Regions from separate parts of the Homo sapiens genome. Here regions 1, 2, 3, 5 and 6 are each linked to region 4. Evidence: chromatin loops called from intact Hi-C (ENCODE). Cell type or tissue: OCI-LY7. All regions are shown on one strand. Each heading gives the region's core, and the rest is flanking DNA. Links, peaks and the distances in the headings are about the cores only.

Region 1 (5,327 bases), core at 154-5,153, 350 kb before region 4:
GCAATTTAATTTTCTAAAATAGCTGAGTTTGATGGTCAATGAGTTCAATAAACAATTTTCCAGCTTTTTATATATCTAGCAATTCCATGATCACACAGTGTGTTTATCATCTATCATTCTCCAATTACTGAATATTGGTTGGGGTTCCTGTCCCCCAGTTTTCCATACATTTAGGCCTCCTTGCATGGTACCCTATCCAGGTCATTTTTTTCCCCCCGGTGAGCCCCCATTGATCATCTTAGATTTTCTGAGATGGTTTTGATTTCACATATTTTGAGTGGGGGCTTACAAACAATAATAAGATCATCCATAATTCTAAAATCTCTCTTCTTTTCTCTAATTAAAACCTTTGTGGGCCAGGCACATTGACTCATGCCTGTAATCCCAGCACTTTGGGATGCCTACATAGGAGGATCACTTGAGCCCAGGAGTTCACAACAAGCCTAGGTAACATAAGGAAACACCGTCTCTACAAATAATAAAAATAAATTAGTCAGGTGTGGTGGTGTGCGCCTAGTCCCAGCTACTTGGGAGGCTGAGAAGGGAGCACTGCCTGAGCCTGGAAGGTTGAGGATGCAGTGAAACTTGATTGCACCACTGCACTCTAGCCTGGGTGACAAGTGAGACCCTGTCTCGAAACAACAACAACAAAACAAAACAAAACAAAATAAAACAAAAAAACCCATAAAACACCAAAATAAAACAACCCCCCCAAAATCTCTGGGGTGCACTGATTGCAGTAATGGTCCCATTTCTTCACCCTTCCCTACTCTCAAGCTATTTACCGTGTGATTTTGCAGTTGCTCCTATTGAGAGGTGAACTATATCCTCCCCTCCCAAGCTGATTTTGAGTTTTCCATATAGCTTCCTTTGGCCAAGTGTTGGCAGATGTGATGTAAGTAGAGGTGTAAAAAAGCGCTTGCTCATTTTTGTTTGTTTGTTTCTTTCTTTGTTATGAAGACATGTCTGCGATAGCATACTAGAGAGTGGGGCACAGGGAGTCCCAGCTGTTTCAGCTGAGACCACCCCAGGTCAGTCAACTCTCATATGCCAGAAGACTAGAGCCAACTGCCAGATGTGAGGGAGCCAGATGAGATCAGAAGAAATTTGCAGCCAAGCCCAGCCTAAATCGCTGACCCACAAACTGTAAGCTCAGCTAAACAAATGTCTATCGCTTTAAGCCACTTCATTTTCAGACAGCTTGTTCCATAGCATTGTTGAGGCAATGGATAACTGATAATGCTTCCCATAAATCTTAGGAACTTGGAAGCTGCCCCTCCATTTGCCCTCCTTTAAGCAAAAAATTGAATGCTATTTGCAAAGCATTGTATAAAATGCTTTATTAGATTATCTTATTGAATCCTGACAACAATATCTAGCAGACAGATATAATGCTATTATCCAAATTTCAGAGGCAAGGAAATTGAAGCTTAGAGAAGTTTAAGTGACTTGACCAAAGTGCTTTTAGAAAAGCAGAGATTCTACAACCAGTCTTCTAAATCTTGGAAGACTGCTTTTAGCCACGGCTGCCTGCCATTTACTCTTTGGATTCTCCATTCTACCTGTTCTGCTGCCTACTTCTACCACCTAATTAGGAGAAGACCTTGTGTTCCCATTTGGGATATAGATACCCACTTTCATACTGGGTTTACCCCTAATATTTCTCTCCATACCACTCATGTAGATGGTTGTCTTCCGCATTAATCTGGAAATTTTTTGAGGGTAAAGACTAAAATACTTATATTTTTATCCCCACAACTCTATGCAGTATTTTTTTAAAAAAGATCATAGTCATGTTTTAAGGTAGCTATTCCATAAAACATATAAAAAGGTAAAAAATACTCTCCTAGAGAATATATGCATATTTAAAAGGACACTGTTATTCAAATTAATCTAATTTGTGGAATACACAGTAGAGGGTTTTCCCCATTTTGTTAAATAGTTTTAGTTATATGTTATTTGAATGTAGTGTTTGCCTGAATATCTACAAAAATAAAACTCTCTTGACTCATTTATAGATTAATTCCAGAAGCAGGGATTAATACAAAACTGGCAGTGAATAATTTCTGTTTTGCAGTTAGTTTCTGCATTTAAGAAATTGCTTTAGGGTTCAGTAACTTGCCCTGGACTTCAGGTATGCTGCCACCAGATGGCAGCAGGGTGCCAGGCATAAGGCTTGTAAGCAAAGAATTTGTGTGCTTTCTGAGGCTCAAGGTAATAGCTCTTTCCTTAAGTTCAAAAAGATTTTCAGACCACTGATTTCCAATTTAGCATAATACATTTCTTTACAAAAATAGGTAAACTAAAACTCTAAGCCACCCTAAGACATCTTTAGAACAGATATAAATCCCAAGCTATAAAATCACCTAACTCATTATTACTTCTCTTCTCTAGCATCTAATTATTTCTGTAATGGCTTATACACCATGATGGCTTATACGAATCTTATACACCTACCTCAGTGATAGTGTTAACCATTATAATTTACTTTGAATCTTTATGATCAATCTCTGCCATGGCACCGTGTATGTTAGTTTTCAAAATTCTCAATAGTTTTTCTCCAGGTAAAAAAAATCTATCTGGCTTTCCTTTCATCTGTCTTAAGAGAGCAGAGGTTTATCTTTTCAGTATTATCTGAGATCTTCTCTTAAGACCAAAAGTATTTCTCCACTACAGTGGCATGAACAGTGTTTATTTGCATTTCGTGTATGTATTTGTGAATATGGAGTACTTTTGCTTTTGTATTTTCTATACTATATAATAATCTACTAGAATATTTCCCCTCTCAAAGCTCTTGGAAGCACAGAGGCAGTTTACCATACTTTAACAGAAATATAGCTGGATTAAAATTTTTTTTTTTTAGCAACAGGCTCTGCCCTAAATATCTCAAGAAAATACTTTAAAGAACAAAAATCTTCATGCCAAATTAGCAAGATACAGGAAAAAAGGTAAGTGGGCAAAATACAGGGAAAAAAAGCTAATTCACCCTGACAGTTGTTACACAAAGCTGAGAGAGTCTTTCCCTCTCACATTTACAAAGTCCAGGAGCGGAAAGACTTTCAGCAGGAGTAAGCCATGAGGGTTTGGACAAGGCTGGTAGGGGAAAATGTTATCTCCTGGGCATACTGGGAAGCTGAGAGTCCAGGGCAGGTGAATGGGGTTGGAGATGGGAATGAGGGAGGACAGCATCTGAGCAGTAAATCCTGGAACTAGAGTTAGCATATCAAGCAGGGCTATCTATGCACCCAAGGTAAGTTCTGGCTGGGAGAAGCAGATGGCAACTAAGCTGTGAAAATAGGCTCCAAGGGACCAGCTCCCAGCGTAACTCTGGGGGAGGGATCTGGGGAAGTACAAAAAACATAGAGAGGCAAAAGACAAATAAAATAGGAGGAGAAGAGAAAGGGATGGATCATAGAAAGCTCTTATTTGATTTTGAGTCTCACAGGAAACCCATGAAGCCAGCAGGGCAGGTATTTTTTATCCTCTATTTACAAATGAGAAACTGAGTCCCAGAGGGGGTAAGTGACTTTTTTTAAGGTCAACATACCGAGGGGCGGATATAAGATTCAAAGTCAAGTGACCTGATTCCAAGCTAAAGATGAAAGAAGAGAGGGCACATTTGAAACCCTGACACACACACTGTATGTCCTACTCTTTGCTTTATAAACAGTAAGTAAAATTTTCAAATAATGGAAGCTTAGTCTTTTAAGGGTCAAACGGAAGCAGCTTTAGCCACTGTTGAAAAGCATTTCTGAAATGTATTATATTTGCCCTTGCCTCCTTTGAAAACTGACTGTAATCTACTCTCTTCTTGATACATGGGTTATAATTACAAAAATTTACTATATTTATGAACTTCTAATTCAGTAGATACCCTCAGGTTCTATGGAGGCACATGTGTTTTTTAAAAAATTAATTTTTTTTGCTGCCCCACCTAATACATTCATGGCTAGAAATAGCTGTGTAGCAGAACTGGCTGAGTCAGCTCCTTCTTCCCTCACAGCCAGCTCTTCCTTCTTAAGTGTGTCTGCTGCTGGTCCCTATCTACTGCTTCTGATCAGGTCATTCCGCTTATTAAAATCCTTTAGTGACTCCCTCTAACCACTGGTTGCAGTAGTTTGCAAAACAGGCTGCACATGAAAATCACTTGAGGAGCTTTTAAGACCTCCTGATACCCAGGTGCCAACACGAAAGATTTCAATTCAATTGTTTTAGATATGGGGCCCTCACCTACAGGGATTAACATAAGTAGCATGAACTCTTGCTTCTGGCCAAGATGGAATAACGGGGGCTAGATTTATCTTTCCAATGGACACAACTAAAAGTCCAGATGAATATATTAAACAATGGTTTTCAAGGCAACGGGCATGAGGCATTGAAGGACAGTGATCCCTGAGAGATGGAAAACAAACAAAATGAGTTGCATTTGCCTGCAATTGCCCCTGAGAGAATTTCTAGGCCATGCAGCAGAAAGGAAGAATTCAGAAGGAGTCTGCAAGACTCCTTAAATAGAAAAGATGAAGCAGAGAATCCAGGTAGACTAGCGTGGCTAGAGTTTGCCAGGCAGAGTATTAGAGAGCAGGGAGTTCTGATCAGTACATGCATGTGAGGAAATGGTATAAAATCAAATGAAAAACCAGCTGAAAAGATGAGTAGGAATAGTCTTTAAAGTTCAAACTGGACTGGTAAAACTGAGATTTGAAAACTATTCAAATTGGGAAGCCCTGAAATTCAAAGAGCATTGGTCAAGTACTCAGAAGGGTATTGCCCTCGTGGTGGGGAAGTATTGTCAATAGACTAAACAATACTCTGCCTTGCCTAACCTTAAAAGCAAGACCTGAAAGATCAAAGACTATTCAAAGAATTTTCCTGTATCCCAGAGCAATACCCAAAAATATCTGTAGGAATAAAAAAAAAATCCAGCATCCAACAAGGTAAAATTCATAATGTCTGGCGTGTAATAAAAATTACCAGACATGCAAAAAAACAGCAAGGAGAAAAATCAATAAAACCCAAACCTAAACTGACACAGGTGTTACAATTAGAAGACAAAGATATTAAACCAGTAACTGTAACTGTATTCCATATGTTCCACAAGTTGGAGGAAACAGCATGTTTAATAGAGACAGAAAATATAAGAAAGACCCAAGTCTGGCCGGGTGCGGTGGCTCATGCCTGTAATCCCAGCACTTTGGGAGGCCGAGGCAGGCGGATCACAAGGTCAGGAGATGGAGACCATCCTGGCTAACACGCTGAAACCCCGTCTCTACTAAAAATACAAAAAATTAGCTGAGTAAGGTGGTGGGCACCTGTAGTCCCAGCTACTT
Region 2 (5,327 bases), core at 111-5,110, 230 kb after region 4:
GGGACATGGATGAAGCTGGAAACCATCATTCTCAGCAAACTAACACAGGAACAGAAAACCAAACACCACACATGTTCTCACTCATAAATGGGAGTTGAACAATGAGAACACATGGACCTGGGGAGGGGAACATCACACACTGGGGCCTTTCAGGGGTTGGGGGAAAAAGGGAGGGAGAGCATGAGGACAAATACCTAATGCATGCAGGGCTTAAAACCTAGATGATGGGTTGATAGGTGCAGCAAACCACCATGGCACATGTCTACCTATGAAACAAACCTGCACTTTCTGCACATGTATCCCAGAACTTAAAGTAAGATTTAAAAAAAAAAACAAAACAAAGCAAAACAAATATACATAAACATAGATACACACTTAATACAATCAGGTAGGCATATACTGAGTGATTTTTAATGTAAATTAAATCACATCAATATTTGTTTAAAATCCTCCAATAGCCTCTCTTTTGAATTGAAATAAGTCAGAACTCTTTACCTAGATGTACAAAGTCCAATACAATTTAGCTCCTAACCACCTCTTTGACCTCAATCCCTAATGCTTTCCATAACTCACTCTAGGGCAGCTCCTTTGGCTTCATTTGTGCTTCTTTCTGCCTAATAGAGATTTTCTGATGGCTGACCCCTTCCTGTCATTAGGTATCAACTCAAACATCACCTTCCCAGGGAGGCCTCCATTTACTACACAGTCTAGTCTGTCATCCATTTCTTTTCCCCAGCACTGTTTCCATCACCTTTAAAAGCTTTTGTATGTATAAGGACAAAACACTGCTGAAAGAAATTATAGATGACATAACCAAATGGAAAACCATTCCATGTTCATGGATTGAAAGAATCAACATCTTAAAATCTCTATACTGCGTTTTTTCCCCAACAGGGTTGATTAGAGGCTTTTAGCACGCCTCAGTAACTTGGAAGTAGCATAAAAATAGTGCATAAAAATCAACTCTGGGGACTTTAATTCAAGAAGGAAAATGGGAATCCTCAGCATTCGTGAAGGACACCCAAGATCCCTGGGAGGAGAATGCTGGCCAACAGCTTCCATGACAGCATCTGGCTGACAAAAATGAGTGAAGCCCCAGTATGTGAGAGAGGCAGAGAACTTCCCACTGTAACTCATCTTTCCACTGAGGATTGGAGCAACCCCAACTGAGAAAGAGCACTTTGTTTCTCCCAAGCCTTGGAAATAACTTGGGAAGGGGCTTAGAGACATTGTGAGCGCAAGACACCAGGAAATACTGCAGACATTTTCCCAGACCCAGGACTGAGAGCAGGATTCTGTTTTTAATTCGAGTGCATACTAAGTCAAGCTTTTCTTTGTGACTCAGCAGCATAGCCATGCAGGCATTTTAGTCTCAGGCCGGAGATTGGAATGGCTGCTCTGGAACAGGCTAGGAATCTCCATAACCAGAGCTGTGAAAAGCACCTCAGTAGTCGGCACTGGAATTGTACTCTACCCTGTCACAACCCTGTGGTAGAAGGAGAGCTGCTACAGCTGCAGTTTCTCCTGGGTGATGATACTTGCAGACAGGGCTGGCTTGGTGACCTGCTGTGTGTGTGCCATTGTTGGGTGCTCCAGCCTGCTCCCCTGAGTTCATGGTGCAGCAGGACCCTCTCTGCCTCATACCCAGGCAGAAATTCAGGCATTCAGAGCACACCCTCACATGGACCCACAGCCTGAGCCACCCCACCCTTCATGAGTATAGATCATGATGCATCAGGACCCTCTCCACACCATGCCCAGGCAGATTTCCAGGTATTCAGAGCACCCCCTCACTCACCTGAATCAGCAGCCTGAGCCACCCTACCCTTCCTGTGCATAGACTTAGATACAGTGGGGCCCTCTCTATTCCTAATGTGGCCAGACCTCCAGGCATTTAGAGCACCGATTCACATGAAACAGCAGCCTGAGACACCCTAGTCTTCCTGCGCATAGATCTGGGTACAGGAGGCTCTCTCTGCTTCACACCCAGGCAGATCTCCAGGCATTCACCTGGTTCAGCAGCCTGAACCTTCCCACCCTTCCTGGGCATAGATTGTGGTGCAGCACGGCTCTCTCTACTCACGTCCAGGCAGGTCTCCAGACATAAAGGATACCTGCTCACCGAGATCAGCAGACTGACATGTTCTGTGCTTCCTGTGCACAGATCCTGGTGCAGGAGGCCCTCTGCTTCATGCCCAGGCAGATTTCTAGGCATTCTGAGAACCTATTCTCCTAGATTAGGAGTTTAGGCTGCCCTCATCCCCCTGCAGAGAACTTGGGGCTGAGGAGGTTTCCCAACTCCACACCTAGGCCCATTTCTGGGTGCTTGGAGGCCACCCACTGGATTCTTGCTTGGCACTGGTACCTGTGCCTGCCATTGGAGGACCTGTTGGCAGACCTGCCTGTTCCAGTACCATCTATCTTACCCCTCTAGAGCTGAGGAGGGAGCTCAGACCACTGTGCACTCCACACATTCACCCATTGCCTAAGACAAAAGAGAGCTTCTCCCAGTAAACAGGGATCAAGTATACACCCAGCTACGGTGGCCTCAGCTGGCTGTTACCTATAAGCGCCATCTACTGGCTTGTAGGTTGAACTGCACAGCCCAATATAAACCCTGCCAACAGAAGAGCACAGGGCTGTAGAAGCAAAGCCAAAACACCCTACCCAGTATTCTCTACAGTCACACCCCTTAGGGAGATGGGAAAGGGAAAAGGACATTTTGAAAATAATATTACAGAGAAAAAAAGAAGAGAAAATCCTAGATGCATGAGAATAATTACAAAAATTTGAAGTGCCAGCATCTCCAGATGAGAAAGATTCTGGCACCATGAAAAATCTGAATGTAGTGACACCACCAAAGGATCACACTAGCTCTCCAGCAATGGTCCCTAGCCAAAATGGAAACTCAAAAGTGACAGATAAAGAATTTAAAGCATTGATTGCAAAGAAGCTCAACAAAATCCAAAACAAAGTTGAAAATCAACACAAATAAACTTCTAAAGCAATCCAAAAAATGGAGGAATAGATAAACATCTTTAAAAGAAATCAATCAGAGCATTTGGAATTGAGAAATTTGAAATTGAAAGGAATTGAAATACTTTCAAGAGAAAATTTCAAAATACAATTGAAAGCTTCACCAATTGACTCGACCAAGCTGAAGAAAGAATTTCAGAGCCTGAAGACTGGTCTTTTGCACTAACCCAGTTAGACAAAAACAAAGAAAAGAGAATTTTAAAAAATGAACAAAGTCTTCAAGAAAGATAAGATTATGTAAAGTGACCAAACCCATGAATTATTGGCATTGATGAGAGAGAAAGAGAAAAAGTAAACAATGTGAAAACATATTTAAGGGAATAACTCAAGAAAATTACCCTAATCTTGCTAGAGAGGTAGACATCTGGATAGAAGAAACCCAGAGAACACCTGCAAGATACTATACAAAATGAACATCATCAAGGCATATAGTCACCAGCCTGTCCAAAGTCAACACTAAAGAAAAAATCTTAAAGGCAAATAGTCAGATCACATACAAAGGGAACCCCATCAAGCTAACATAGACATTTCAGTTGAAACCTTACAAGCCAGTAGAGATACAGGCCTATTTTCAACATTCTTAAAGAAAAGAAATTCCAACCAAGAATTTAATATCCTGCCATACTAAGCTTCATAAGCAAAAAAGAAATAAAACCTCTTCCAGACAAGCAAGCACTAATGGAATTTATTACCACTAGACCAACCTTACAAGACATCCTTAAGGAAGTTCTAAACATGGAAATGAAAGAACAATACCTGCTACCACAAAAGCACACTAAGGTACATAGCCTTTAGACCCTAAAAAGCAAGCACACAATAGAAACTACAAAGCAACCAGCTAATTATTTCACAATAAGATCCAAACCTCACATACCAATATTAGTATTGAATATATATTGTCTAAATACCCCCCACTTAAAATCACAGAGAGGCAAATTGGAAAAAAAAAAAAAAAACAAGACCCATCTGTCTGCTATCTTCAAGAGAGACATCTTACACATAACACCACCCATAAGCTCAAGGTAAAGGGTTAGAGAAAGATCTACCATGCAAACAGAAAATGAAAAAGAGCAAGGGTCACTGTCTTTATATCAAATAAAAAAGACTTTAAACCAACAACAGTAGAAAAGGAGAAAGAAGGGCATTACATAGTGATAAAGGGTTCAATTCATGAGAAGACTTAACTATCCTAGATATATACACACCCAACATTGAAGCATCTGGATTCATAAAACAAGTATTTCTAGAGCTACAAAAAGACTTAGACAGCCACACAATGAAAATAGTGGAGGACTTCAATATCCCACTGACAGCATTAGACAGATCATTGAGGCAGAAAACAAAGAAATTCTGGACTTCAATTTGACACTTGACTAATTGGATCTAATATGCTTCTAAAGAATACTCCACCCATGAACCACAGAATATACATTCTACCTGTCTACACATGGAACTTACTCCAAGATCAACCACATGCTTGACCAGAAGGCAAATATCAATAAAAACAAAAATTTGAAATCATACCAACCATACCCATGGACCAGAGTGGAACAAAAATAAAAATTATTATAATGATCTCTTAAAACCACACAATTACATGAAAATTAAATAACTTTCTGCTGAATTACTTTTGGGTAAATAACAAAAAGCAGAAATCAAAAAATTTTCCTGAAATAAAAACAGACACAACATACCAAAATCTCTGGGATGCAGCAAAAGCACTGTTAGTAGGAAAGTTTATAGCACTAATTGCCTACTTCAAAAAGTTAAAAAGATCTCAAATTAACAATGTAATATCACACCAAGAGGAACTACAAAACAAGAACAAGCTAACCTCAAAGGTAGCAGAAAACAAGAAATAACTAAAATCAGAACAGAATGAAATAAAAGTGAGACCCCAAAAGTCATAAAAATAATCAATGAAACCAAAAATTGTTTTTGTAAAGGATAAAGGATAAAAAAATCAATATACTGCTAAACAGATTAACAAAAACAAAGAGAAGAACACAATGAGAAATGACAAAGGTGACATACAACTGATCCCACAGAAATACAAAAGATCCTCAGAGACTGTTATGAACAGTTATGTGCATACAGGTGTATGCACATAAACTAGAAAATCTAGAGGAAACTGACAAATTCCTAGAAACACACAACCTCCCAAAATTGAATCAGGAAGAAACTGAAACCCTAAACAGAACAATATGAAGTTCCAAAACTGAATCAGTAAGAAAAAACTTACCCACCAAAAAAGCCCTGGACCAGGTGGATTCACACCTAAATTCTACCAG
Region 3 (5,327 bases), core at 50-5,049, 270 kb after region 4:
TAGACAACATGGCAGCACGGTTTATATTCCCAGATAAACAACTAGAATACTCCTCCCTGTAGAAACAGACCTCCTAAGAAAAAAGGTCTATAAATAAGCAGGAAAATGGTGGGATCTATGTATCAATCTCTACTGTGAAGCCAACCTCTCAACAAGTTCCACTCACAAGAATCATATATTTGAGAAAAACCTCTTAACAGACACCAAAATAAATATAGAGAAAAAAGTTATAAATAGTATCCTCAGAGAGAAGATATTTATAGCCATGAAACAAGAACAGAAAGTTACAAAATACATAAAATCCAATACAAGAGTAAGAAAAATCTGAGAAAATTTCCCAAAAGATGAACAGAATTTAAAAGTGGAGAAAACTAGGGGTCAAACCAAGACCTCTAACATCTGAACAAAAGGAGCTCCAAAAATTAAGAGTAGAGATGGGAGGGTCAAAGAAATAAAGCATGAAAATTTGCAGAAACTGAGGAAAAACTTCACTCTAAGAGCCTGCTGAATACTTAGCAGACTCAATTTAAAAAAAAAGATGTATATGCATAAATAAAAAGAAATACACTAAATTGTCTAAAGGTCCTCTGAATGTAGCGTTCAGCACAACATTGATAGATCATGATTACTAAAGCAAGTAAATATATTCTACATATTGGATTGTAAATAGCATCCTCCCCCCAAAATTGTTCCTTTTAAAAATAGAATATAAGATTTTATTTTTCCTCCTATTTAAAAGAATTTGTTTTCTGCATTCACATTTTAACTTCCCCTTGATCACTTGTCAGTAACTAAGAAGCAATGAAATTAAGTTGTCCCCCAATCAGTTGCTGTCTATAAAATACAATAATAATAACAACTGTTAGACTGAGAACTTACTATGTGACTTGGAGTATCACTGGCCTATTGTCTGTTAACTATTTTAATTCACACAACAGCCATTTGAGGCAAATATTTTTCCTCTCACTTTATAAATGAGGAAACTAAGGGACAGAGAGGCCAAGTAAAACCCAAGGTCACGAAGCTGGCAAGTGGCAGAAAAAGGATTCTAACCCAGACTAGGGGGCTGCAAAACCTACTCTCCCCTCACCACTACATTCTGTGACCACTCCTTTGGTACAATAACCTGTGGAAGACAATATACTGAAAAACCACACTGATGTAAATAATTGCAGTTTAAATAAAAGAGGTATATTTGGTGAATACGTTTCTGTTACACGAGTAAAGTCCTGAGAGCATTTTGCCTTCTGTGACAGGGAGTGAAAATTTCTGCAATTTGATACATAGCAGCCCATGCTTTCATAAATACACACTTCTCAAATCAATAATAGAAGGTGATTATCACAGGGATTTTTGACCCTACAGATCCTTTGAGTAAAATAAAAAATCTTGGGAAATTTAAAATCTTAATCTGAAAGAGTATATATATATATATGATAAAGTTGTTCACAGGAATAAATAAAATGATCAAAAAGGTATCTCCTTTACCAGCTCATGATCAGCTAACAGTTTGACCATCAACATTGATGCGGCACATACTATAAACCACCTCATAGTTGGCCAAGAATTATCAACATTTTAGATTAATCCATTCTTTTCTATTTTGTTAATGGTGCTACAATGATTTAATCCAATCACACAGGGAACTTCCTCTATCTCTTTCTCCTCCCTCAAAAAAAAAAAAAAAAAAAAAAAAAGCTTATCTCTCTTCCCTGCTCATAAAGCTCCAATTACTTCCCATTTCACAGCAAATGATATCCAAATTCCTTAATCTGGCTTCAGAGTTCTATAGTCAAATGATTTTTTAGCCCTTTTACTTTTTCACTATACTCACCTCAGATTATAACCAGGTGGAATTGTTTACCCTTGCCTAATCATGCTCTATGCTTTTATTCTTTCTTTCACCTTACTTGTCTGCACAGCGTATTGTAGTGGTTAAGGGCTTGGGCTCTAAAATTAGACAGTCCTGAATTCAAGTTCCAAATACCCGCCTCACTAGCCGTATGATTTTCAGCAGATAAGACCATTGTCAGCCTCTCTTGCCTTATCTATGCAATGGAAAACAATACAGTGGAACCTCTCTCAGGGCTTTTTCCTGATGACTAAATGAGGTAATAAATATAAAGTGCCTGACACATACAGCTTCAATAAGTATTAACTATCATGTTTATTATTTTCTTATAATCCCACTGATTCAAAATAGAGTTCAGATTTCATCCCTTACCTAAAATTTTCCAGATTTCCCACAAGCATGCATGATATCATGTTCTTCTGCTTGTCTCTCTTTGTGCAAATGTTTGCATTTGGTATTTCACATTCACCTTGAGTTGATAGATGCTATAGTGGCAAAGAGCATTGGCTTTTAACTCAAACAGATATATGTTTAAATCCTAGCTCTACCACTTCCAAGCTTTGTGATTTTGAGCAAATCACATAATCTTATTAATCCTTAGTTTCCCTATCTGAAAAAATAGTGTAATCATTTCCACTTGCAGGGCTGTATGAAGATCAAATTAATTGCTTGACAGAGACTGGCACATAAAAAATCAATAAGTACTGCTATTTTATTTTTTACCATAAAAGAGTTGTGTACACACACACAGTGTGCTTGTGCAAATATACTACACAGACACAAGTGTGGCTTATTTACCCTTGTGAAGTAAGTTATTTGAAAGAAAACATTGCCTTATTCACATTGTATCTCCTACAATGTGTTGTGCATAATGAAACAATAAATATTTATTGAATGAATCACTGAATAAATGAGCTTCAAATTATTATTTTCATTTGACTACCTAGAAAATTTTACTAATATTAAGGGGTGTGTATAATTGTATCACAAATATCAAGATTGCCATTTTAGCTTTATTTTATATTAACTATTACAAGTAGCTTTGCAGAAATGAAGAAACTTATCAGTGGTTTAGCACTGCCCCCTAAAGACAGCATATAAATTGGCTGTGTAAAACCATAATTTTTAACTTCATTTCTTTACAGTTAAAGATTTGAAGGAAAATATTTTATCAAGCTACATATAATCTTCAATTATATATGGGAAGAAGCCAGCGGAACACACTTAACCTCAGATGGTTTCATTTATTCCAAATGCTGTTCAAACTTTTTACTGGAGAACAAACTCTGTTCCTGAAGTTCCAGAAAGATGTGAAAATTCTACTATAAAAAAAAATAGACCTAAATCTATACAGTTTGAACCCATTAGCTTTCTTGGTTATTACACGGTAATAAAGAAAGACTGGACCAATTCTATGTTGTTGCAAATTGAAAAACAGTCACAATAATATACTGTAGGGAGACAAACTTGAGCTCAATCAAAGAAAAACACTTTTGAGAATAATTATATTAGTCTAACATTGAAGAAATGGGATTTCCCTGTGAGGCAGTGTGTGTTCGTGTGTGTTTGTGTGTCTGTGTGTGTGCATGTGTGTATGTGTAAATTATATGACAACTATATATAACGGTGCTTCATAATTTATAAAATGCTTTCAGATAGAGAATAGCCCAATAAAATAGAGTAAGAATTATCCCTATTTTACAAGTGAAAAAAACTGATGCTCAAAATGTTACTCGATTTGCAAGATCATACTACAAATCAGTCCAGATTATAATCCAAGCCCTCTAAATCTAGGTCCTATTGTCTTTCTACCACACCATGGAAGCCACCTCCTTAATTACTAGAACTCTTCAAGGGGACAACAAATGTTCAAGATTGTCAATGCAAAGGGACCAGGCCAAAAGGCAGAATCCAGGAAAGAGGCAATATCAGAGATGGCAATCAAAGCAAAAGGCAACAATCTGGAATGAGTTAGCAATCTAGACTACTTTATAGCATTGCCACACGCCTTTTTGCCTTTGTTTAGTTCTAAAGTAAAATTGCTTTATAGATTTTTCAATGAAATTTAAAGTAATACATGCTTATTGTAAAACAAATCATTCATAATGAAAAATTATACATGAAAGAGTGAAGCTTTCCTAGCCTCGGTCCCACATTCAGTGGGTGTACTTCCAGACTTTGTAATACTTACTCTACTTGCCTGATGACTTTCTCACGATAAATTCATAAATGAGAAATTGTATACACCAAAGAGTATGCCTACCTTTATCTTTCTTTTTCTTTTTCTTTTTTTTTTTTTTTTTTGAGGTGGAGTCTCACTCTGTTGTCCAGGCTGCAGTGCAGTGGCACAATCTCTGCTCACTGCAGCCTCCACCTCCCAGGTTCAAGTGATTCTCCTGCCTCAGCCTCCCAAGTAGCTGGGATTAGAGGTGCCCACCATCACACCTAATTTTTTGTATTTTTTTAGTAGAGATGGGGTTTCACCATGTTGGCCAAGCTGGTCTTGAACTCCTGACTTCAGGTGATCCACCTGCCTTGGCCTCCCAATGTGCTGAGATTACAAGCATGGGCCACCGTGCCTGGCCTAAACTTTCTAAGTATTGCCAATGTTGTCTTTAACCTGTTCACAGTGATCAGAGAAATGTTTTTTCATATGAGAATGTGATCATGTTTTCCTCTTCCTTAAAACCTTCAATAGCTTTTCATGTTCTTCTGATAAAGTTCAAAATTCTTAATATGATCCAAAAGGCTATGCATGATCTGCCCCTACCTCCCTCTGTATCCCACCACTAATCTGGCAGGCCAGGTCTCACTAACAGCTGAACAGGAAGGCCTCCATGACAACTGTTTCAGCACTGACTGAGTGGTTAAATTAAATATTTAAAGCTGATAGAGCCAGTGCCCTTATACGAAGGCTGGAATGTAACGAAAGCCCACCAAGAGTTTTGCCTAGGCCTTTCCAGGGCCTTGAAGCATGATGAAATAACAAAGGAATTCTTAACAGAACCCGTTTAGTATTAAACAGGTTTTACTGGGGGTCTGAAGGAACTCCCCAGACCTCCACAAACAAGTTTTATTGAGGTCTAAAGGAACTCCCAAATCTTCATGATTTAGCAGGAGACAAGATAAGCGTAATCACCCCTGGCACCTGGATCCATCTAGATTGAGTAAATTTACTGAAGCTCCAGAGGAAGGTCTTCAGGACTCAGACCTTAGGTATAGATGAGAAGAAGTTAATCACTTATGTCTTTAGATGAATGCACACTTACATGTAGACATACAGCTTAGAAGGTATATAAGCTCTGGAAAACTTTGTAATTTTGAGTTGGTCTGGCAATATTTTCCCTGGCCTTCTCCCTGTACCCGTTTACAGAAGTAAATTCTCTTCTTTCCCAGTTGGTCTGCATCTTGTTATTGGACCATGAGAATAAGCAACCCGACCCTTGGTTTGGTCCAGGAACACTAACACTATTCC
Region 4 (5,327 bases), core at 70-5,069:
GCAGCTGGTCTGAAAGCCAACTGGACTGCCCTGGGGCCAGCTTGGCAAGGGGAGAGGTGACCGCTGCAGAGGCTAGGAAAGACAGATGGCCGACCTGGCAGAGACTCAGAGGGACCACTTTGCCAGTGCGAGGCGAGCTGAGGTGACCAGCCAGAAAGAGCTCCAGGCTCTGGCCAGAATGGTCTTGACCTAAATATGCCACCTGCAGGCCACAGGTATACTGGAAGGGATGCCCACTCCCTATTATCCCTTTTCCTGTGTGTCTCTCCGGCCCCATGTACCAGCCATTCATTCGTTAGGAGTTTGAACAAAAAGCTAATTCAAACTTTCTCCATCCTCCTCAAATATCTCATCTTTGCCCTCTTTTGTTACTCTCCAAAGACAGCCTTGCTCTTGGTTCACAGAGAAAATAAGAGCCACCGGACAGTAAAATGCAAATCAGATCATCTCTCTTCGTTTAAAACACCTATCAATGACTTCTCATTGCTCTTAGGATAAATACCAAAATCCTGAAGGTAGCTACAAGGGTTTGATTGGGCTTTTACTCGCTTTGCAGCTTCAACTGCTGTCATTTCTCTCCTTTCTCTCTGACCTGCAGTTTCATGTTAATTTCTACCACAGGGATTTTTTTAAATATGCTATTCCTTCTTTAAAGAATAATCTTCCTTCCCCACCTTGGCCTACTTAATTCTTCTTTGTCTTTCAGAGCCCCACTCATTGTTGGCATGAGATCAGTCACCCCCTTGAGATACTCTCACAGCACTTTCTCATGGCACACCCTGAGTAAACATATTTATTTAATATTGCTTAGGTAAGCCAATAGTATTATATCAACTAATTTCATTTGGAGTAGCAAGTCCCATGCACTAGCTAACTAACATCACCCCATTATCTAACTATATATTTTCATAATTTTAAGTGCTGAAAAGCAATCAACTTTTCTTCATCAAGCATCTCGTAACCTGTACCTTGCCTTCTACCTGATGTGCAATTTGTCACAAAGGCACTGGGTGAAAGTCATCATGTGACACCACAGGAAAACAGGAAAAAGTACAGGAGACACATTTCATGATTTATCAAGAAGTGACAAGAATATAATTTACCATTACATCTATATGCAGCATTTGATATAAAAATACTTGCCTCTAGGGTACCTAAAATCCTGGTCTATTGAAAGTACTGAACTTACCAACCAATAACTCAGCTAATATATTTAATGTATATATTTTTAGGAAAACAGGTCCCAAAGATGTAATCTCGCATCATCCTCTCTAACCCTTTACTTTCTCCATATCAGCTTGCCCCGAATCTTAGCTTGGAGTTGAGAGGTCATCTCAGCAGCCTGTTCCTGGCCTTCCTGTCGGCTGGAGGCCAAAGCCTCCCTCAGCTGCCTGTGTCCAGTGGCTGCTGTAATAATGATGTCTCAGCTTCAGGAGGTCTATTTCCAGGCCATGTGAGCTAATTAAAACACAGGCCTTCATTTGCCTTTCTGGCAATCCCTGATCAGTGTGAGAGGCCTATGCCACCCTCTCCATTCTAATTTTAGTTCTCCTCTAGTGTTTTCTCTCCTTTGCAGAAAAGCGTCCTATGCTGCTAAGCACTTACAGGCTTTTGTTTTTGTTATTTCTCCCACTTGGAAAGAAGCACTTTTCCACTTTACTCCTTTTGGGTTTTCTCCTCCCATCAGTTTTCTCCTGCAGGAGGTGATGGTTTGAAACTACTAGCAAAACTGAAGATAATTAGTTACCCAAGGTAGTTGACTTGCTTAGCAGGTGCCCTTGAGAAAGTGCTAATGCACAAAATTCTTCATGTGGAAACAACTTTTTGGACACAGCTTTCTATAAAGATAGAGAACACCTGTTATCACTGGCGATGCTCAGCTTCTTTTCCCCCAGCAATTCACAACACAACTATCCAGAGTTCAGAACTCATAAATTCACTCACAATAGGCTGAGATGCTATTTTTCGGTCTTTTAAAACGGATACTCTTTACTTCTGATAAGCATAAAATTATCACATGGCTTCCTCCCACCCTACCCTCCCTCACTGAAAAAAAATCATTATCTCAACTATCTACTCTACATATCTACTTGAATATCCAACAGATTTTCAAATTAAAATGTTCAAAACTGAGATTTCCCCATCTCCACTAATATCAGCTCCATCTTTCCAAAGGTCAAAACACCAAATATCTTTGAATTACAACTTTGGTCCCTTTTATTTTCTTATATCCTACCTCCAATTCATCCAAATATATATGTAGATAGATTGATAGATCAATCGATAGACAGATGATAGATAGATAGATAGATAGATAGATAGATAGACAGATAGATCTACCTTTAACATAGATCCAGAATTCTACCACTCCTCACCACCTCTATTTAAAAAAAACTGTTACCCGAGGAAAGAAGAACACACTGGCAACCATTAAGGGGACCCAAGAGATTGAAATATCTTAGCAGATGGGTTCTCAGGTCATTCAAAGGTTTCACATGAGAATGAGACACATAGTGGCCATGTGCAGAGAGAGCCCCTTAGGGAAGTGGCCTTGAATGAAACACCTCTCTTAGGGAGACTTTGGCAGCCAGGGAATGACATGAGGAGCCTTGGCACCTCAAGGAAGAGTGGGACAAAGTATAGAAGAAGTGAACTCAGATAAAGGTGATCTATATTACAATGTGTTAAACAAATGGAAAGATTAAATATTATGAACGCAGTGAATGTTATGTCTTTAGAAGTATCAAACATTTCTTCCAGGAAATTGTTGTACTGATTTAATTGCAGTATTTAAGAATATGTTGATGGAGGAGAGGCTAACTCAGCTGCTCAGTCCCATGGTCTTAAGACAATTGCTGATAATTATAATCATTCCTAGTTCCTTGTGCATCCCATTCTTTGAATCCAACAATTATTCCAACCCTCTTCTTTAATACCTTGACTCCAGCAATACTTTGACCCCACTGGAATCTCCAGTCCTAAGATCTTATTGATTTTTCAGTGTTAATTATCTCCTTGTTCTCTTTCACTTCCCTCTTCATCTTGAAGTCTATGGTTAAATATTACACTCCCTTGCATTTATATTTCCTTGCTCTTCAATCACTTCAATATACCAATTTAGCAAAACCACAACCTATGTAAAATTCAACTCTCCAAATACTCTGCACCTGCATCCTCCAGCTGACATAGGCTGGAGAAAAACACAGAACCACATTGGATAGTCTAATTCTAAATGCATGAACACAGACTTTAAATAGGCCTTTAATGCTGCCAGGTGATCACATCATATACCTCCTTTGTCCACTCACTGTTTCTTCTAAACAACTATTTCACACTGTTCTCTCTTTCCTCAAACTCTACATTTCCTTCTCTGTCTTTGGTTTCAATTGAAGCTGCTGCTCTCTACTTTGTAGAAAAACTGAAAACTATCAGAACAGATCTTCCCCAGATTCCCACCACATGGATCTCCTGCCAGTATTTGCACCCACAACCAAAACATCTGTTCATGCTCCTGTCCAAAACCAGTCTCTCCACTTGGTTAATAATAGAATTCATCATCCCCTCTTTCTCCTCCATCGTAACTTAAAAATTCCCCTGTGAAGAAATTCCTTCAAGGGTAGTCTATCATTACTCTAAGTCCTCTCCTCCCTTTCTCCCTTAAAACCACCACATGAGGCTCTATCATTTCCAACCAAATTGCTCTTGTCAAGGTCAGCAGTGACCCCCCCACCCCCAATATTGTTAAATCCATGAACCTATTCTAACTTAGTCCTCATCCTACTTAACTTATCAGCTATATTTGACAGAGTTGATCCCTCTTTCCTTCTTAATAACTTTCTTCACCTGACTTCAGAACAAGACACTCACCAAAAGATTTCCTTCTATCTCACAGGTTGCTCCTTATCAGCTTCCCTTGCTGGTGCTGCCTTTCATTCCATCCTTCCTCAAGCTCAGTTATTGGTCTTCTTCCTCTACACACGCTGCATATCATCTGTATAATGACGACGTTCACATCTATACCTGCAGACTGGACCTTCTGCTGCCTACTTGACACATCTATTCAGATATTCAGTAGGCATCTCAAAATTAACTCCTGGTATTTCTCACTGTTTACCAAACCTTCTCTTCCCCAAATCTCTTGTGTGTCAAACGATAGGAAATTCATTCTTACAGTTGTTAAGGAGAAAGGTCTTGGAGTCATCCTTAATTCTTCTCATTTTCTCATATACCATGTCCACTCCACCATGAAATTCCATTGGATCTGCCTTAAAAATATGTCCAACATCTCTCCATTTCTCTCTAACTCTGCTGATTCACCTGTGATCTTAGCTGCTTTCCCTCTCTTACTGCAATGCTACAATTGCCTTCTAACTGGCTTTCCTGCATCCACCCTTGTTCCCTCTCCCCATCCATGATCGACATTATAGCCAGATTAATCCTCATAAAATAGAAGTTAGATCATGTGACTTTTCTTCTGAAAGAACTGAATAGGCTCTAAGAAAAATCACTCTGGGTTAAAGCCAAAGTCCTGAAATGGCTTATTAGGGCCTTACATAATCTATCCCTCACCCTCTCTTCTTACCTACAAATATTCTACATTTCAAGGAAGAGCATCCACCTTTCACTCATCAGCTTAAGCTAGAAACTTTAGAGCCCTCCTTGAAATATTTCCCCTCATCTTTGCACATCCAATTACCATGACCTGTTAATTACTCTTTCCTTGTATCTCTTAAACCAATTTACATTTTCCCTTTGCTATGAAACTATTTCTCCCCTTCTCCAATGTCATTTCATCTCAAATCTACTACATATTAATACTAGAGTGAACTTTCTAGTTAAATGTGAACCTATTTATATCATTCCCCAGACTGTATAACACCAAAGCTTTTTAATTCTAACAACCTTTTTTGATGATTCACAAGTTGAAGCTTTAATCACAATTCAAGCTACTTTTTAAATGGCCCTCTGTTATAATAAATTCATTGGTTCACTTAAAAGTGTTTTGCAGCATACGATTTATTTTTGAAGATGTATTAGTCTTTGTTCTGTTAAATGCCATTTTGGTCAAGATTAATTTTTTGTGTATGCAATCATTTATAAAATGAAATGTAGATTAATCAGTAAATTTAAATTATACTTCTAAGTCAAGAAAAGGTCAGCTATCTCGGCATAAGCTTGGTCAGCTACCTTGGCATACCTTGTACAGACTTACAACAGGCCCCCCTATCTTAAAGCTACTACAGATTTCAAATAATAGTATTAAAAACAAAAATAATATTAAGCAATAACTGTGATAATATTAAAGAATAATATTAGTTGCCAAGGTT
Region 5 (5,327 bases), core at 251-5,250, 350 kb after region 4:
AAATTGAAATATCAAAACATTCCCAGAAAAATTAAAAAGAAAGAAAACCAAAGCAGAGTATTCACACACAAAAAATATAATTTTTTAAAAAATCTAGATTTTATAATTTGACTTAAGAAACAACATAACAAAGACTGGTATGGAAGATGCAAAATTTTTAAATCTAAGTATGTCACTGTTTATTAAAGTAGTAAAAATAAGAGTAAGTGAAATATACATTAAAATGCACACTAGAATTTGGCTGGGTGCAGTGAATCACGCCTGTAATCCCAGCACTTTGGGAGGCCAAGGCAGGCAGATCATGAGGTCAGGAGTTCGAGACCAGCCTGACCAACACGGTGAAACCCCGTCTCTACTAAAAATACAAAAAAAAAATTAGCCAGGCGTGGTGGTGCACAACTGTAATCCCAGCTACTCAGGAGGCTGAGGCAGGAGAATCTCTTGAACCCGGGAGGCAGAGGTTGCAGTGAGCCAAGATCGCACCACTGCCATCCAGCCTGGGTGACAGAGGGAGACTCTGTCTCAAAAAAAAAAAAAAAAAAAATGCACACTAGAATTTAAGTTTTTATTCTCTGGTTGCTTTTATTTCAATTACTAATGTTAGAAGCTATTTTTTAGCAAATCCTCACAACTTTGTACTTTTCCAGGCAATGGCCATCAATATCTTCCTTTCTCTAAACTGGCCAAGAAATCTTGATAACAAATTATTTTGACCTCATGATATTATATCAGCTACCTCTAAGTGCTTTCTCTAGTTTATAGCCTAGCAGGCAGAAACTCTGCCTTAATTATTCACATAGTATCTGATTTAAGTAACCTATTATATGCATATACTTAATTATAATAAATTGTATCAGGGTCTCTCAACAAAATGAACTTCTATTATTGTAAGCCTACAGATATAGGGAAAGACTTTTGTCTCAAGCACGACAAAATCTAGAGGTTCACCTAAAATAGAGATTAAAGAAAAAGACCTTTCAGTTCCTATGGCTATTGTTTCATTAATTTTAGCATACATGTAATTTACCAATAATCTAATGTAGTCTATTTTTTAAATGATTTTTAAGTATAACTTTGTCTCCATTATGAATATATTTTTACAAGTTACTTCTAAAACTAAGTCTATTTCTAAAACCACATTTTGGAATGGCAAGTCATCTTTTCTCTCAGAATGAAATCTACAACATAACGTTAATCTTTTAAGGATAGAGAGGAAGAGAGGATTAATAAAGCAAATCTTATTCCAGTACAAATAGGAATCTGTATGTGGCTGGAGAGGTACCTTTATGCTGAATAATTTTCAAGTTATATGTAACTTTATTCTGCGGTTTTCTATTCCTGTGGGACTGTGAGAGCAGGTGAAATATTTGTCACCAACCATAAAAAATTATGAACTAAAGTAATAACACTACAATAACTAAGCTCGTCTCTAACAGATGTATTCTGTGGAAATTTCCCAAGACAACAGCCTTAGAAAATGGAGTAGTGTTAATTTCAACTAAAGTTCTCCATATTGAACTATGTCTTACAGGTCTAAAGTTCTGATGCATCTTTAAATAATGGGTTTTGAAAAAAGCTTCATACATCTTGATAACTTTCTCGGCTTTAATTGTGTTGATTCTAACAATCCTAATGAGAAAAATTAATGCCTAAAGCCAATGGTGATACCAGAAAGATATTAAAATACAGCTGGCACTCTTTATCCATGGGTTCCACGTCTGCAGACAAGAAGGGTCAACTAAGGAACTTGAGCATCCATGGATTTCAGTATCCTTTGGGTTCCTGCAACCAACCCCCTGCAGATACTGAAAGATGACTATATCTGGAACATACAGATTAAATGAGATATTGGGAATAACAAAAGAGGGAGAAATGAAGGGGAAAGGTTTCAAGTGAATTAATTCTTACTTAAAAAATTCATACTAATAGATTAATTTCTCCTTTTTGAGAGTCAATCACATGATAAGTCAATGTAATATTTTTCAATATACACTAAATAGTATAGAATTTGGTGAGGCACAAATTCCCTGAACTGGATCAACAGAAGTTTCTTATTTAAAGTACAAGACCATCATTAAAAGTTTCACTTACAACTGTAAACCCCAAGAAAGAACAGATGCTCTGAAGCATTCTTCACACTGTCCTTAAGTCCCTATGTCCACCTCTTCCTCTGCATTCAGATTAACTTCTGAAGGAAATCCTGAAATCAAGCAAATATAACACTACAGCTACAGGCATTCTTTTTTTACTCTGCTTAGTTCCTCTTTCTTCAGTACTAAAATTAAAGCTATACAACTGCCTTAGCAGCCTGAATAAATGTTCTATCTTTGAAGGATTAGAAACCTGCAAATGGAAAAGGCGTTACAAACAAAACAGTAACTTAAAAAGATACTTCAGGCCAGGTGCGGTGGCTCATGCCTGTAATCCCAGCACTTTGGGAGGCTGAGGCAGGCAGATCACCTGAGGTCAGAAGTTTGAGACTAGCCTGACTAACATGGTGAAACCCTGTCTCTATTAAAAATACAAAAATTAGCTGGGCGTGGTGGCACATGCCTGTAATCCCAGCTACTCAGGAGGCTGAGGCAGGAGAATTGCTTGAACCCGGGAGATGGAGGTTGCAGTGAGCCAAGATTGCGCCACTGCACTCCAGCCTAGGTGACAGAGTGAGACTCTGTCTCAAAAAAAAAAAAAAAAAAAAAAAAAATCAGTAGTATCTTTAGGAGCCCAAGAAGCCATCCTAACGAAAAAAACACAAATGCTTATTAAGGGGATCCTGATGAAAAGACTCAGGATGTTCAAAGTCTTAAATTTGTTTTAAAAACCTTCAAAGTATAAATAGCTATTCTAATATCTAATTCAATAAACAAAGAGAATAAGGAAACATAACATAACTGATCACTGTAATTGTGCATAAGTGCACATGCATAAAGAACCAATGATTAAAGACAGAAGTAACAGTGATGTTAAGAAACATTGATGTTGCAACATAACAAACTAATGAGAAGCATAAGAACAGTAAACATTGGGCAAATTTGTCTCAAGCTCATCTTCATCAGATTTCAGCTTACAGTATCCTATCTACTCGGAAGTCCTTAATAGTATATAAAAATATCTCTAAGCACTTCAAAAAACAACATTAAGAAGAGCAAAATATGGTGGTTTTATTCATGTGGCTTCTCATTTATTGAAAATTCAGGGTCTCCATGCTTGCAATTTGCAAACAACTACAAACAGCAGCCTCAATTTTCTATCTTATCACTTGGGAAAAAGCACTAAAATCATTTTTAATGGTTTATTTTGTAAGCACAAATTGTAAGCATCAGATTGTGAAAGTATCTTGATGCTATAAACAAACAGTAAAATTACAATTTACAATTTAATTAAGAAAACAAAAAATATAACCTGTCATTTTATTATTTTTAAAAATCTAATTGATTTAAATTAAATGCCATGTTTCATTTGTCATATAAGAAAATATAAATTCACCTTTCATATTAATAATTATACTTCAATTATATTTTATGATACAATATTTAACTACTGATCTAAAATATATATTTTCTTATTTTTAAAATACATTCCATAAATAAAAGACAATGATTTTCTAAATATTTAATGGTGTTCAAAAAAACAGAAAGAACCACATTAATAGGAGTTCATGAGCCATATACGGTTGGAAAAATATGCTCTTAGATAAGCCTGATTATTCCCACTCTACCAGTAATAACAAAAAGACTCAGTTATGTAAGTAATTTGTGTCCAAGTTTACATAACTGGTGAGCAGCAACACTAGGGTTTAAACCAGGGCCGTGTAACTCTCAGCTTATTCTATGAAATCATGATATCAATGAACAAATGAATGAATTTTATTTCCCCAAGGTTTCTGAATAAGAAGCTATTTCCACACACTGTTAGGTGGCTTCATTGTGCCATCAATAATAACACAGATACAATTAAGGAAATAATTCAGTGTAACAAATATTTTCTCTAGTCCCTATCCAAGTGTTTAGTACTCAAAAATGAAATGCTCATGTATTAGCAATCTGGCTATCAACCAATTCAAATTAAAATTCCATTTACCAATGTCATCAATTACTTCCTAATGTCAACTCTTTTGCAGTTTTCATTGCTTGTGGCCTCAGCAGTCAGTCATTTTCCCTCAAATATTCTCATTTAGTTCCTGTTATGTTACATTACCCTGAATTTTTTCTACCTCTTCATTCCCTTGCTTCTATACAATCATTGTAATGACATAAGTACAAATATTAACAAAAGTATATCAGTGCAACAAAAAATATGACAGAGTAAGTAACATTAACTAGGACAGAGAGAGGTATAAACTTCTAGATCCCAAAATTCTCACTAAGGGATGGATGGCTGTAAATGACTGTATTGGAAAGTCACATCAGTTCAGACCTCAGGAGGCAGTATTGTCCCATCTGGGCATAGTCTTACATACAGAAGCAATCCAGCCTGCATCTGAGACAGGTGTATTTTTTTCTAACTTCAAGTTGTATAACATGTAACATGACTGCAAGAGTACTATACATAACACATTCAAGCAGTTTTTTAAATCCTTAATCCTCACCCTCAGACTCTCTCTAGTCTGATAAAGCCTAGTCCCTATAAATTACTAAATTCAGTGTCATGGAACTGGAACTACAAATCCCTGGGAGTCATGCTATATAATCTATTCTAATTTCTTTCATATACCCCATATTCCCTATATTCTTCACACTCCCAAAAATGGGACCCTTCAAAGGCTCAGGTCTGAACCCCTTTCTCCTCCTTCAATATATCAAGCTTATACCTTTGTGTTTATAATTCCACAATCAAATCTCTTGCCCTAAAAGCTTTCCCAAGCTCCTTTTTCAAACCTCCCCCTGCTAGGCATCACCACCTTGGAATTTTGCAGTCACCTCAAGGTTAACATGTTTGAAACTAAACTTATCCTCTTTCTAACACAGCCAGTTTCCCTTCTTGTTTTCTGAGTTGCAGAAGAGAGTGATCCCTGGTTTCCTCTCTTCTCCCTCTCTCCTGCAACCTATAGCCACCAAGTCTTGTAAATTCAGCCTTCATAAGTTTCCTTCCTGACCACCCCAATCCTCATCTCAGCCCTTTTTCCCAGAGAAATGCAACTGTTTCCTAACTGATTTCTACACAAACTGTCTCTTCCTCTCCCTCTGCTCAAACTATATTTCACACTTCACTTCCTGTTAAAAAATCTTTAATGGATCCCCATTGCCTATAAAATATCTTTCATACTATTTATCCAATTATTTAAAATTCTTGTTGGATCCCTGTCTCTATAACCTCTTCTCTCTCTT
Region 6 (5,327 bases), core at 108-5,107, 210 kb after region 4:
CAAATCAGTTAATCCTATATCAAATGGTTTCTATAATAAAAATACCAAAAATATCAAATGGACTTTCAAAAACATCGAATGGCGCCTATAAAATGGAGATCAAGGCACATGAAAGGATCTCTAGCACTCAGCAATCCTAACACTTCTATTAAATATGGAATAATTCTATACCTCTTGACCTCTATGATTGCAAAGCCATGTAAATGAGCTGTATACATAGTCATTTTCCTTAAACCAAGTGTTAAATTATTTTTTAAGTCTCTCAGATGGCCTACCTCTGAACCCAGTAAAAACTGAAATAGGGGTGAGAAAATGCTGACCTCTTGAATTATATACAAAGTTGAAAATATTCTTAAGGCCCTACCAAGAAGTAGAGAATTACCATCTGAGTCTTGTATCCATCAGAACTCCAGTCTGGAGATGAGAGCTAATACATTGCCACATTAGATAAAACATATAGATAAAAATATGATGTAACATTTTTTTGAAGGATGAATGAACACAGGAATAGGCATTGTGGGAGCTCCAGGTAAGGGAATAGTGACTTAATAGTAGCCAGGCACTGGGTATTACAAGAATTCCTCCTTCCTTCAAAGAGCTCATTGTCCAGTGAAGAGACAGTCATAAATACAATGAAAATACAGTACCGTAAAAGCAGCTAACATTTATTGAACACATTCTATTTGCAAGCTATCATTTTTACTTAGATTATCTCTTTCAATCCTCACAACAAAACTACAAGATAGATACCGTTACTATCCTCATTCTACAGATATGGAAACAGGCTTAGAGACACAACTTGCACAAGGCTACTTGACCCACCTCTAACCGATTCAAGTGGCCCATATTCATAACCACTGAGGCAGCTTTACTGCCACTTATACCACTACTATAAACATACAGATGTTAAAATAAACATAGCAGGCACAATGGGACAGAGGGCCGACTTGCCAGAGAGAGTCAGAAAAAGTTTCACAGAGTGTGCTCTGAAAATTAACAAGAATTTTCCAGACAGAGAAACAGAGGAGAAGCATTCCAGATTGGGGGCAAAAATATATGTGATAAAAAGAAGCATACACGGAAATAACAGAAACAACTGTTGTATTAGTTTCCTATGGCTGCTGTAACAAAATACCATAAACTTGTTACTTAAAACAACAGAAGCTATTGCAGTTCATAGTTTGGGATGCCAGAGTCTGAAATCAATATCGCTGGGCCAAAATCAAGGTGTTGGGTGGGCCACGCTCCCTCCAGAGGCTCTAGGGGAAATTTCATTCCTTGCCTTTTTTCAGCTTCTGGTGACTGCCAGCATCCCCTGGCTTGTAATCATATTGCACAATTTTTAAGTCTAGCATCTTGAAATTTCTCCATGTCTGTAAAGATCTCCCTCTGTCTCCTTCTTATAAGGATACATGTGATTGCACTTAGGGCCCACCTAGATAATCCAGGACAATCTCCCATCTCAAGATCCTTAACTTAATATCTGCAAAGACCCTTTTTCCAAGTAAGGTAACATTTACTGGTACCAAGAATTACATCTGATTTCTTTGGGGGCATTTTTCAGTCTATCACAACAGTGATAGGGGAGTCCATGTTGGTAGAATTGGAAAATACACAAAGGAGTAAAGGTCATGAGAAATGTGGCAGGTGGGAGGGGTAAAATAGAAGAAACTAAAAGAGGCTAGCAGGTCAGCAGGGACCAGATGATGATGACTAGATTGGCTACAGACATGTTTAAATTGTATTCTGTAGGTGACAGGTAAAATTGACATGTTTTGATTTGCAGCATTATATTGTGATATTTGCCTGTTAGAAAAAAATCACTACAGAGTTAATAGTGAAGAGAGATCAGTAGAAGGCAAGAGATTATTGAAACCCTTAATAATTATTCAGGAATAAAAAGAAGAGATGGATAAGATATAAATTTGGCCATTATGGATGAAATATAGAGAAAAGAACAAGGAGAAATTTAGGATAACTCCTAAATTTACAGTTTTGGGCAACTGGGTGGATAGTGGGGATAACTGTGAATAGGAAATACCATAGGAGGTACTAAAGGCAAGGATGAACCTGGCTTTGGACATGCAAATCTAGAGGTGTCTGCATGGCATCCAAATTGAGATTCTGGTAGATAAATTGATATGAAAGTCTGGAGTACAAAAGGATTTAGAACTTAAATGTATACATCTAAATTTGAAAATTTAGAGATCTAGATTTAGGAATCACTGGCCATGAGTATAGTTGAAAGTATCAAATAAGTCAGTGTTAGTAGAAACTGCTTTTATTGCTGGTCCCAGTGAGTTCCAAGGCAGTCTCTTCAGAATTTTTATGCTGCCATGAATGTTTCAATTTGTTCATTGGTGAATTTTAGCCACCTAGACTGTATCTAATTATCTCATTTTCTTTAGACACTGCCTGTACCATTTTGGAAAATTATCTTATTAAAGTCAGCTCAGAAAAAAAAATAGAGCATTTAGTGTTCTATTTACATGTGATTATACATACTCAGGGTCCTGGTGCTAGGGACCTCATAAATGCTGAAAAGAACTGTTAATCTTAAAAGGCTTTGGGAAAAAATTATTACTAATATTAACCCTCTAGGGAACTAATGATGAAAAATTACCCTACCCCAGTGGTCCTTAAAACTTTTTCATCCCGTGACTACTCAAGCTCTACATCATTTCTTCTACAATACCACATCACATAACTGCAGGACTTTTATGCCGCTGCGAAGGGAAGAAAGAGATTATCATCTTCATGAGACCACAGGGTACACTAAATAAATGTTGAAAACAGAGCACCAGGCAGTGACTGAGAAAAGCTACAGGAAGACTGCAGAGCCTGAGGCTTTGACAAGCAGGTGCTTCCGTGGTCATCAAATCACTATTCATAGACATGTCGTTCCAGGCCAGAGAATCCAGCTCTGAGAAACAATGCCTCAGCCATTAGCTCCCAAAAGACATCAATCACGCCTGCCAAGACACACAGTTAGCTCAGGAGGGATTTCAAAACTTAACTGGGTCAAAAATTGCTTCTAAGCAGGTTTTCTTAATCTAATCTAAACTGCAACTTGAGAAAATAGAAGGAATTCTACCTCCTTCTAAACTGTGGTTCCTACCTACATCTCCAACACTATTTTTATCTCTTTTGTTTTCCAAGTACAAAATGTTTTGATCCAATGTAAATGAGCTATGTATTGCTTTCTATAAGACCTACAAATTCCTTCCTACCTTCTCACATCACTTATTCTACCCAGAAAGTCTTCCCTTTCCTCCTTCTACTTTCAAAATACAAATTTCATAGAAATTTGCTGGGACCATGCCAGATAGTAGTCATAATGCATCTTCAATATTTCTGCCATAATTGTAAAATTTGGAACTCAGTAAATGCTGTCTTGCATATATTTGCTTTCTGTATATGTTATATGCCTCTAACAAGATTTTAAGTTCTGTGGATGGAGTCAGCATTTAATATCTTACTGGGATACCGGTGTCCAGTAGGTCTCAATAGATGAGGATGACAAAGACTCCAAAATATACATCTGCCTTTTATTTCTGCCTACGAAGATTTTAACAAATTTTTAACCTGTGTAAATTTTTCTAACTAAAATTTTCACCTCTTTCTTACCAATATAGTTTTGTTTTCATATATGAGATTTCCTTACTATCTTTGCTTTAATAACTATTTTATCTCAAATTTTAACATTGCCTGGAAAAAAACAGATGACATTGTAGCTTTAGATTAATTTTCAAAGTATCTGATTATTTTAATGTATCAAGAGAAAGCAGGAAGAGTAAGAGATTGCCTTTTGTGCTATTTTGCATATATAATTGGCTTTACACAAAAAATAATGCATCCTGTAAGGACAGAAAAGGTGTAAAATCTTTCTTCACTCATCATAAGGATCACGGTCAACACTCTTATAATAAAAGACAAGATAACAAGAGAAAAGCATAACAGGTTTATTTAATCAAAGTTTTGCATGACACAATACCCTTCAGAAATGAAGATTCAGAGACCCAAGGGACAACTGTCAATTTTTATACTTAGATTCGATGAAGAATGGACAGTTGTGTAGAAATGAGATTGGACAGAAAGGGTATGACCTAATGGTAGACTGAGTGAGGAAACCTAGTAAGACCTCCTGTTCTTATTCTTCTTGAACTCTCTGTATAGCAGTTCTTGGTCCTAGGTATAGGTCCGGACCCCTTCTGAAATGAGTCTTGTGACCTACTATAAGACAAGGTAGACCAGAGTATTTCTTTGTGGCCAGCTCTTATACAAAAAGCTGGGAGAAAGTTAGGGTAATATTTCTAGGTTTTATGTCTGGCTTTAGGGGAGAGGGTTTCTAGTTTCTATGGCCTGCCTTGGGAGAGAAAGGGGAGCAGGCATAAAAAGGGCAGGAGAAGGTCAGAAAGATCTTGCTTCTGTGACCTTTTTCTTTAGTTCAACTTATTCAGCATGCTAAAGTGCCATACTTTGTGGTACCATTTTCTGAGCCCAACATTCCCCCATCTGAAACTTCCCCAGAAAGTTTAACAGTAAAAAAATTGGGTTGTTGGATTGTCTCATAAGCCATCAAATCAGTCTTTCAGTCCTGAAAATATGTCTGTCCAATTAGACAAATAATGGTTGTGTCTAATTTGAGGAGGTGGTATTGCAGGTAGGCCTCCACCAAACTTAGTCCTCCATATGGTGTGAGTAATCAGATATTTAACAATAGTCATTTCTATAAAAACAAAAGAAAACAAAAGGTAATGTTTGAAGTAATCCATAAACTCATTCCTGAGTCCAGAGGGTATCCAATTGAGACAATTTCTAGATTTGGCCTCAAAGTATCTTCAGGTGAAGACAGTGCAGGCAGTGGCAATCTAACAGCTTTTTCTTGCTTTTAGTTTTCAAGTGAGCTTTCTGAGTAATCTATACAGCAACAGGCATGAAGGTTGTTCATACAAAAGCTGCTGTGGTGATTTCCCTGAAGTCTACATCAAGTCATCAAGCTTTGGCTAATTTTAGGGCTTCAGGAAAAGAACAGTTTTAATTTCAATGATATCAAGCCAGAAGGGTGGGAGAAAAATTAAAAATATTATTTTGGAGAGTTGTGGCCAGATATTAGAGGAAACTAGAAGAATTTCAGAATACAGCCCAGATTTCAGGTAGATATGGACCCTCAAAAACAATTAGTTAGAATCTAATAACAAGTGCACTATAGTTTTCATCTGACACATAATTTTTCTCTCTATACGCACTTTCATTTCTAGTAAAGATACTCAAAGTAGACTGATTTGTTTGCAAAATAAGTTTAGTCTCCTTAAACTTCTCCTGAT

What was found. Peaks named below come from ENCODE experiments on the same cell type or tissue, not always from the same donor. Only the 100,000 strongest peaks of a DNase experiment are listed, where the experiment ranks them.
Region 1: it touches region 4 in a loop (7-fold over the local background); 10 of 110 quality-filtered maps call a loop at or near these places.
Region 2: a loop joins it to region 4, with 8 times the contacts of the local background. A loop is called at or near these places in 10 of 110 quality-filtered maps.
Region 3: it touches region 4 in a loop (6-fold over the local background); 10 of 110 quality-filtered maps call a loop at or near these places.
Region 5: it touches region 4 in a loop (7-fold over the local background); 2 of 110 quality-filtered maps call a loop at or near these places.
Region 6: it touches region 4 in a loop (6-fold over the local background); 2 of 110 quality-filtered maps call a loop at or near these places.

The regions. Positions count from the first base shown.
Region 1 is chr12:99,041,365-99,046,691 of GRCh38, forward strand. All of the region lies in intron 17 of ANKS1B (ankyrin repeat and sterile alpha motif domain containing 1B), which reads right to left. Among named protein-coding and RNA genes, the nearest start is that of APAF1, 400 kb to the left of the region's middle. In OCI-LY7, for the core only: CTCF peaks have their summits at 2,152 (motif pointing right) and 2,358; a DNase peak (open chromatin) is centred at 2,177.
Region 2 is chr12:99,617,486-99,622,812 of GRCh38, forward strand. The region is part of intron 9 of ANKS1B (ankyrin repeat and sterile alpha motif domain containing 1B); the gene reads right to left. Among named protein-coding and RNA genes, the nearest start is that of GARIN6, 28 kb to the right of the region's middle. In OCI-LY7, for the core only: CTCF peaks have their summits at 2,571 (motif pointing left) and 2,770; DNase peaks (open chromatin) are centred at 2,066 and 2,556; H3K4me3 peaks cover 415 bases; H3K27ac peaks cover 1,347 bases.
Region 3 is chr12:99,656,226-99,661,552 of GRCh38, forward strand. All of the region lies in intron 8 of ANKS1B (ankyrin repeat and sterile alpha motif domain containing 1B), which reads right to left. Among named protein-coding and RNA genes, the nearest start is that of GARIN6, 11 kb to the left of the region's middle. In OCI-LY7, for the core only: CTCF peaks have their summits at 2,947 and 3,151; a DNase peak (open chromatin) is centred at 2,936; H3K27ac peaks cover 2,222 bases.
Region 4 is chr12:99,390,804-99,396,130 of GRCh38, forward strand. The region is part of intron 12 of ANKS1B (ankyrin repeat and sterile alpha motif domain containing 1B); the gene reads right to left. Among named protein-coding and RNA genes, the nearest start is that of GARIN6, 250 kb to the right of the region's middle. In OCI-LY7, for the core only: a CTCF peak has its summit at 174 (motif pointing left); DNase peaks (open chromatin) are centred at 1,498, 1,838, 2,488 and 3,188; H3K4me3 peaks cover 3,782 bases; H3K27ac peaks cover 5,000 bases.
Region 5 is chr12:99,742,314-99,747,640 of GRCh38, forward strand. The region is part of intron 8 of ANKS1B (ankyrin repeat and sterile alpha motif domain containing 1B); the gene reads right to left. Among named protein-coding and RNA genes, the nearest start is that of GARIN6, 97 kb to the left of the region's middle. In OCI-LY7, for the core only: a CTCF peak has its summit at 4,401; DNase peaks (open chromatin) are centred at 1,488, 2,278 and 4,448; H3K4me3 peaks cover 2,862 bases; H3K27ac peaks cover 5,000 bases.
Region 6 is chr12:99,597,691-99,603,017 of GRCh38, forward strand. All of the region lies in intron 9 of ANKS1B (ankyrin repeat and sterile alpha motif domain containing 1B), which reads right to left. Among named protein-coding and RNA genes, the nearest start is that of GARIN6, 47 kb to the right of the region's middle. In OCI-LY7, for the core only: a CTCF peak has its summit at 1,300; DNase peaks (open chromatin) are centred at 2,211 and 2,881; H3K4me3 peaks cover 4,413 bases; H3K27ac peaks cover 4,957 bases.